Regions from separate parts of the Homo sapiens genome. Here region 2 is linked to region 1. Evidence: chromatin contacts called from ENCODE Hi-C or POLR2A ChIA-PET data. All regions are on one chromosome and are shown on one strand. Each heading gives the region's core, a stretch centred on a gene start or an enhancer-like site at or near the end of the contact. The rest is flanking DNA. Distances are from core to core; before and after follow the strand shown. Region 1 has its middle 40 kb from the start of IFNG. Region 2 has its middle 79 kb from the start of IFNG.

Region 1 (3,498 bases), core at 565-3,064:
CAGGGATGGGTCCAGACTAGACTGAAAGATCTGGGGCTTCTTCTGCAGGTGGCAGTTGAAGTTATGGGAGCAGTTAAGATCACTAAGTAGTGTCGGAGAGTGAGCAAAGAGGGGTAAGGACTGGATCTTCAGTCACAGTAACATGGAGAGTCAGGAAGATAAGAGGGGACTGGAAAGGGCTAGCCAGGGGTTTAGGGGAACCAAGAGAGTGGCATCAGAGAAGCCAAAGGAAGAGTGTATAGTCAACGATGTCAGATGCTGAAAGATGGCAAGTTCTTAGACCAGAAATGAGTCCACTGATTTGCCAATCTGTGGTCCTTGGTGACCTTTGGCAGTCACAGTTTCAGAGTTGGTGGTGGTGATGGGTGGGGGCAGAACTTAGAAAGCAGTGGGCTGAGTAAAGAAATGAAAGAAGAGAGATCTCATCTGTCTATGTTCTTTAAGATGTGGTAGTCTGTTGCACTACAGTGGAACTGCTAGGAAAGTGCTGCTTTTAGCAATCATATTATATATGCTGGTGGCTCAGTTTCAGCTTGTGGTCATCTAAGATCTTCTGACTTTTTTTTAAACCTTGGCAAGCCAGGGTCTTTCTATCTGAAATGTACATAATCGATTATTTTTAAAACCTTTAATGCAGGCCTTTAACATTTATCTCTTTCAAATAGTACCTTATTAGTGTAAGCCAAATTTTCCAAACATATTCTAAAGCTAATTTCATCATTGTTTGCTTTATAGTCCTGCCTAGGACCTTACTTTTTAAGATGCCTGGTTCTCTTCCTTAGAAACTAGGGATGGCGGTGTTCCTGTTACTATAATTTGTGCATGGAAAACTAGATTGAGCTCAATTTCATTCCTGGGAAACAACAACTTTCTTAGCTAAAATATAAACCCTAACTGGAAAGCAACTGACCAGAGGTTAAGAATTGCATTTTGAAATAGTAATTGACCACAAATCAAAAGACATGTACTATTTAATGTGCTTGATTGATTTCAAGCTTCCAAATCCTCAAAGCTAAAAACTGTCATCATAATGTACTTAGTTAATGGGTGACTGTATTTTTAGAAAAGCTTTTGACAAAAGGCTAGAAAAAGACTTAAATGCATAAACCAGGGTATTTTCTTGCCTGAGTATTCCATTAATTGAGATTTTATACTTAACACCTTTTTTTTAAGTTTTACAAAGGACCATGAAATTGTGATCCCTGTGAGGTAGATGGGCTATTTTTATTTCACTTCTAAGAAGATCAAGGTATAAGGTACCTATTTCCTCGGATGTTATGAACCCAAAGAATATAATGATGACATTTTGATTTTCCACCCAGGCCTTTTGCCATGACTTTCCCAGCACTCACGTCAGATATCTTCATTCACAATTTAAAAAGAAGAGTTATGTCTCAAGGAGAAAAATCTAGGTAGGAACAGATAGAAACAGTTTTACATAGAGCTCAGCTAATTGTGTGAAGTTGGTGGTCATGAAACTGTGGGACTCTGAATGTTGGTTACACCAAGGCGCAATGTGGGCAGAAGATGCTTCCTCCAGGCAGCTTGGGCAAACTGTTTAGTGCAACACCCTTGCTGTGTAGGCTTATTTTTAGCAGAAACAGGGACCTTGAACTCATCAGCTCATTTTGAGTTCAATATGAAATCTGAACCTAGACCCGAGAAGATGCCTACCTGTGTCCCCACCCGCCCCCTTGGTGTGCTGCCAGAAAATGTTTACTCAGAGCAGCAGCTGAAGTCTGTTTGGGAACCTGCAGCCTGTGTACATCCGACTAGTGACCAAGATGCTTGGGTGTGTGCTGACTCATTTAAGAACAACTGATTTAGAGAGCTGCTGGGGTGTGGGTGTTAGTGTGCTGTGGTTCATTTTCCAGCATGCTACCAGAAAAGCACTGGATGGAAGTGGCAAATGACAAAGTCAAAACACAGTTACTGTACTGTTCAGAATATAGACAGCAATTTCCTTTCTAAATCTGTCTTTTAGGATGCCCTAGTCATTAGCATCTGGATTTGGCAATATTTTAGAAATATTTAAATATAGCTATGTTTAATGAGCACTTACCACATGCTAGGCATTTTTCTAAATGTTTTACAGGCGTTAAATCATTTAGTTCTCATAGCCACACTCTGAGTTATCTGTTCTCATCTGTCATCATGGCCATCTTGCAGTTGGGGACAGCTGAGGCTTGGGGATATGTAATTAGCTTAAAGATACCAGAGTATCTGTGGCAGAGCATGATATAAATCTAGGTCTGACTCAATGTCAGACTCAATATGACTCAAGTCTATATTGTTAACCTGTTAAATGTTACTGAGGTTTTGGTGCTATTTAAATAGAAATAAATGGGTTGTGCTTAATGTTCAGTAAATACAATTTCTATACCACTTTCTGATTTTTTTTGTATATGGATATATATGAAATAGAAGTCAAGCGTTTGTCCATTTAATCTGAAAATGTGCACTCAATTGTGATTAGGTGTAGGAAGATGGTGCGACGATCTTTTTACACGTGATGGATTCTTAAGTCTTTTTAATTCTTTCAGGTGGCTGATCTCTGTTCAGGGATATGTCAAACAACCCTTCTTTCTCCAGCAGGCAAGAGGCAGGTCTGGGTGGGACACTCTGGGCTGGGCTGGGCCTAGCTTCTGGAAACACCCAGGGATCCCTTAAGTCATAGCCTAAGTCAGGGTCCTGGGGCCATTGAGAACTCTTCATGGTTAAGAAGGGGGGATACCTGAGGGTAAGTTAATTACTCCAATGGCATAAATCAGTGTTTCAGACATACATTTAATCATCTGTAACAACTTTTGTTGACCCTATCTTAAGGTCATTTGAATCTTTTTCCAGAAGCCTATTGCTCTTGGCAATCTGAGGGATGGGGCAGTTAGAGACAGAGGGCTTTGACCCATATGTCTCAGGCCTCATCAGCATGACTACAGAATAGAGACATTTATTTATTTATTTTGTAATTGCCTAAATTACGAAATTGTGTACTCCCCTCCTTTTCTTGCCCAAATGCTAAAAACTGGAACCCCCTACCTCAACTGCTCTCTCAGTATTCTGAGAGCTCTCAGTGTCAGGTTTCACTGTTCCTCCCTCCTCCACTCCCCAGGTCTCTGTCTTCCTCTGCGCTGTCATGACCTTCGGGGCTGGGCTGCTGTGATCATCCCTGCCACCTTCCAGAGACCACTCTCATACCCTCTGCTTGATCTCAGAAAATAGACCTCTGCCCTCCTGTTTTCCAGCTTGTCTGAACTGTATGTAGCACAGGCCCTTCCATAATTCCCCGTAATACAACTGAGGCCAACCACGTAAGTATAGGCATACTTTGTTTTATTGCGCTTCGCTTTCCTGTGTTTTGCAGATATTGTGGTTTTTACTAATTGAAGGTTTGTGGTAACCCCTTATATCCACCTGGTCTATTGGCTCTGTTTTTCCAACAGCATATGCTCACTTTGTATCTCTGTGCCACATTTTGATAATTCTCATAATGTTTCA
Region 2 (3,498 bases), core at 720-3,219, 39 kb after region 1:
CTGCAAAACAACTTCTTAATCTATTTTTCTCTGTCTCCATTAACACTGCCCTCATCCAAATAACAAAATCTTTCTCATGCACTATTGCAATAAAGTAATTACTCTCCCTGCTTTGTTTTTTTTACTCTGTATTACACACACAATAGCTAGCAAATTTAAAATAATGCAAATCAGAATATTTAATTTTCCTGGCTAAAACTCTGAATATTTAGAATAAAATTTACATGCCTAACAGTGGGTTCCAAAGACCCTAAGAACTTTTTTCTTTTTTCTGCTATCCCCCCATCTCATTTCATATACTCCTCTCTCTCTTTTTTTTGGGGGGGGGCTTAAGGAGTGGAGAGTTTAATAGGCAAGAAGGGAGAAGGCAGAAGGAAGAAGCTCCCCCGTACAGTGACAGAGAGAGGAGGGATCCAAAGCCGAGAGAGGGAACCCGGCATATACTACTCTCTCACTAAGCTCTGGCCACACAGGGCTTCTACTGGTTCCTTTGTAAGTGCCAACTCAGTTTACTAAGAAGTCCTTTGTCATTCAGATCTCTGTCTAGATATCACCGTAGAGAGGTATTCTCTGACCACCCAATTCAATATAGCCATTTTGTTCCTTTGTATTATATTATCCTATTTTAGTTTTTTAAATCATATTTGTCACCTCTGATATTTTTCTTGTTACCGTCTCATCTCATTCAAATTTAAGCAGAGACCTTTCACAGAGCAGGGACCTTGTATAATTTATGTGTGTGTGTGTGTGTGTGTGTGTGTATGAGAATATGTGAGAATAGTATATATATAATGGATTCTGGCACATAATAGGCTCTTGATACACATTAGTTAAAGAAATGGGTGAATAAATGCATGCAAGCATGGCCAGTTCTGTAAAAGGCATGTTGGAGATACATGGTAAATATGAAAATGTTCTCTGTCACATATGGAGCTTCCAATCTGCCTGGTGGCCCAAACAACAGAGCATTGTATGACTAAGCAGTATCCTATGTGGTATTGACGGGAGTTCAGAGAAGTGTGTGGGAAATGCAAGAGACCTAAGCTCTGGGCCTGAGTTCCAGTATTTGCATACTGCTCCATTATGCAAATCATTTAACCAAATGTATAGAATTTCCATACCCAACAATGTGGTTGCAGGAGGAGTTGAATGGTGCTAAAACTGTCTGGTGATAGTTTACGCTTCAACAGCCAATCCAAACAACTTTTTTCCAATACGTTTGCATTCAAGTATGTTTTCAACAGAAATATTTTGAGTGGGTTTTAAGTTTTATACAAACTTGGTAAATAATTGGGCAAACTTCTGTCCTTCCTAAACAAGCCTGTGTAGGATGACCTTAAGGGTTTTTTTTTTACATTAATTTATAGGCACAGTAAGAGACCAGTGAGAGAGAACTTGGTGATGCCAATATTCTGAAGGATATTTGAATATTTTTGTTTTTTCACTTAATTGGGTTATTTTTTAATCTTAATTGATTACATTACTTTGGCTTTTTGAAGCTTAATTCTTGTTGAAAACTAACTCTTTTTGGAATCTTTTATTACGCATTTACTTAATAGACTATTAGAGTTAAAGCCTTAGTGGTGTGTTGAGCTAATTAATACTTCTGTCATTTGCCCATGTGGAAATTGTGTTCACTTCCCAGGGAGATCCTCCTATTATCACGATAGATATAACAGTGAACATATTAATTAAGTGAATACCCCCAAAGATTAAAAATAATTGTTTTAATTTTATAGTTTCTTGTTGAAAAGTGAGGAAAAAAGGTTTAAAGAATCTGCCTAGGAGAAACAGGTGTGTGAGGCAAACATGGGAAGGGGAAACTTAGCATTCTTTATCTTCTTTCTTCTGGAGCAATCCTATCACAGCAAACACTTCAAGAATTTACTGCTATTGCTTTTCAGATAAATGACTTGGGGTGTGAAAAACAGCACATCCGCCCTGTGGTTGAGCATTGTTTTCTGTGAGTAGCTTAGCTTTGAAATTCTCTGTAGTGGTGGGCTGGTGGTACTCCCCTGGCCTCTCCTGGAGATTCCTTTCTAACTTAGTTACTTTCAGTTTACTGAAAGACCCTAAGATGACCTGAGGAAAGCTCTGTTGTTTTTTTTCATTTCCTGACACCACACTGCAGTGAACACATCTTCAAAAAATAGATTTCTGCATGTGAAAATATACTCATATCCTATTTTATCAAGAAAGCAGCATCTTAGTTTATTGGATTCATGACTTAATATCATAACACCCCAAATAATAGAGACCACCTGACCCACATTTTTAAATAACTAGTATTTTTCCCCCTAACATCAACTTTTAGGGGAAGAGGAGAGTACCAACTGTTTCAGGAATACATTTAGTTACTTTTAAAGTGTTATGTTATAAAACAAAAAAAATTAATTTTTAGAAGTATGACTCTAAACATAACTCCTTTTGTTTATACTTAGATGAAAATTAAAATATTGCTTTATTAATATTAGCAAAATCCCTGTAACCCCTAAGATGGATAGATTCTTGTAACCAACTAAGGCCCTTAAAAAGTTGTATTTAATATATACTTTCTTTCACCCAAATTGAAGAAAATAGGCCTGAAGTTCAAACTATTTCATTTATTCAACTAGTTACCAGATAAAAAGGATGGTGGCCTCTTCCCATGGCTTCTAATCAGGAAAGGCCCTGACCAACTATGTAGAAACCTAAAGAGGACTTATTGCCTCAGAGCAGAAAGAGAACCCCCAACAAATGGACAGTGACCTAAACCCTCCAGTAAATTATGCAGAAATGAATATTAGGCTCCAACTGGTTACAGTGTGAAAGGCAGGATTCCTTGGTGGTAGAGGAGAGAGGTATTACACACAAAATTCCGCCAAGTGCAAAAGGAAGAGACAGGTTGCCATTTATGACTGCACAAGTTGTATTCTGTACCACTATAAGGTGTAGAAGGGTTCCGTTGTTAAGGAACGGTATCAATATGTCCCTGAGGGTTGTGTAGCAACAGTAGAGAGTCATAAAGATTTCTTAGGACATATGTAGAAACTAACTCACTGTATTACACTGCCCAAGTCATTTAATCGCTATTAGCCCCAATTTCCTTGGTCAGAGATTACTTTTTACCCACCCAATAATCATTCTTGCCTACTTCCTTAGCTTTGAGCCCCTATATTGACAGAAATAGATTTGTGTCCAGATTAAAACAACAAACAAACAAACAAAACAAAACAAACGAAGTGCACTCCCCAGGCTTCCTTGCAGATAGAAGTGGCCAATGGGAAATCTCTAAATAAAAATGACTCAGCTGGGAAATAGTCTTTCTCTTTTAGCCCTCCTCTTACCCAGAACAAGATTGTAGTAGCTAGAACTCCTGCAATTGTAAGGTGACCTTGAAGTCACCTTGAGGATGGAAACCACCCAAGAAAAATGATGAAGTGGAGAGAAAAGGAGGGTGGGTCTCTGATGTTGATGAACCTACCATAACAGCTCGCACTCCTCCGCTCCCTTCTCACA

What was found. Hi-C counts contacts between places; a loop is a spot of excess contacts on that map. ChIA-PET counts read pairs that join two places held with the same protein, here RNA polymerase II (POLR2A). Pooled maps may share reads with other maps.
Region 2: a map of natural killer cell shows a loop between it and region 1 (6-fold over the local background). The contact joins two enhancer-like sites. A Hi-C loop is called at or near these places in 4 of 168 maps with a recorded cell type or tissue (Caco-2, Right ventricle myocardium inferior, naive thymus-derived CD4-positive, alpha-beta T cell and 1 more), 1 of 37 single-sample maps with no recorded cell type and 6 of 50 pooled maps. POLR2A ChIA-PET finds 5 or more read pairs at or near these places in 10 of 52 experiments (MCF 10A, OCI-LY7, PC-3 and 6 more).

What each region holds. Positions count from the first base shown.
Region 1 is chr12:68,118,172-68,121,669 of GRCh38, reverse strand. No RefSeq gene overlaps it. Among named protein-coding and RNA genes, the nearest start is that of IFNG, 40 kb to the left of the region's middle. Within about 2 kb of position 1,814, at least 2 of the 41 ENCODE cell types and tissues checked have a DNase peak (open chromatin) inside an H3K27ac peak, as active enhancers do; they include natural killer cell, where a contact is called at or near this core.
Region 2 is chr12:68,079,267-68,082,764 of GRCh38, reverse strand. No RefSeq gene overlaps it. Among named protein-coding and RNA genes, the nearest start is that of IFNG, 79 kb to the left of the region's middle. Within about 2 kb of position 1,969, at least 2 of the 41 ENCODE cell types and tissues checked have a DNase peak (open chromatin) inside an H3K27ac peak, as active enhancers do; they include natural killer cell, where a contact is called at or near this core.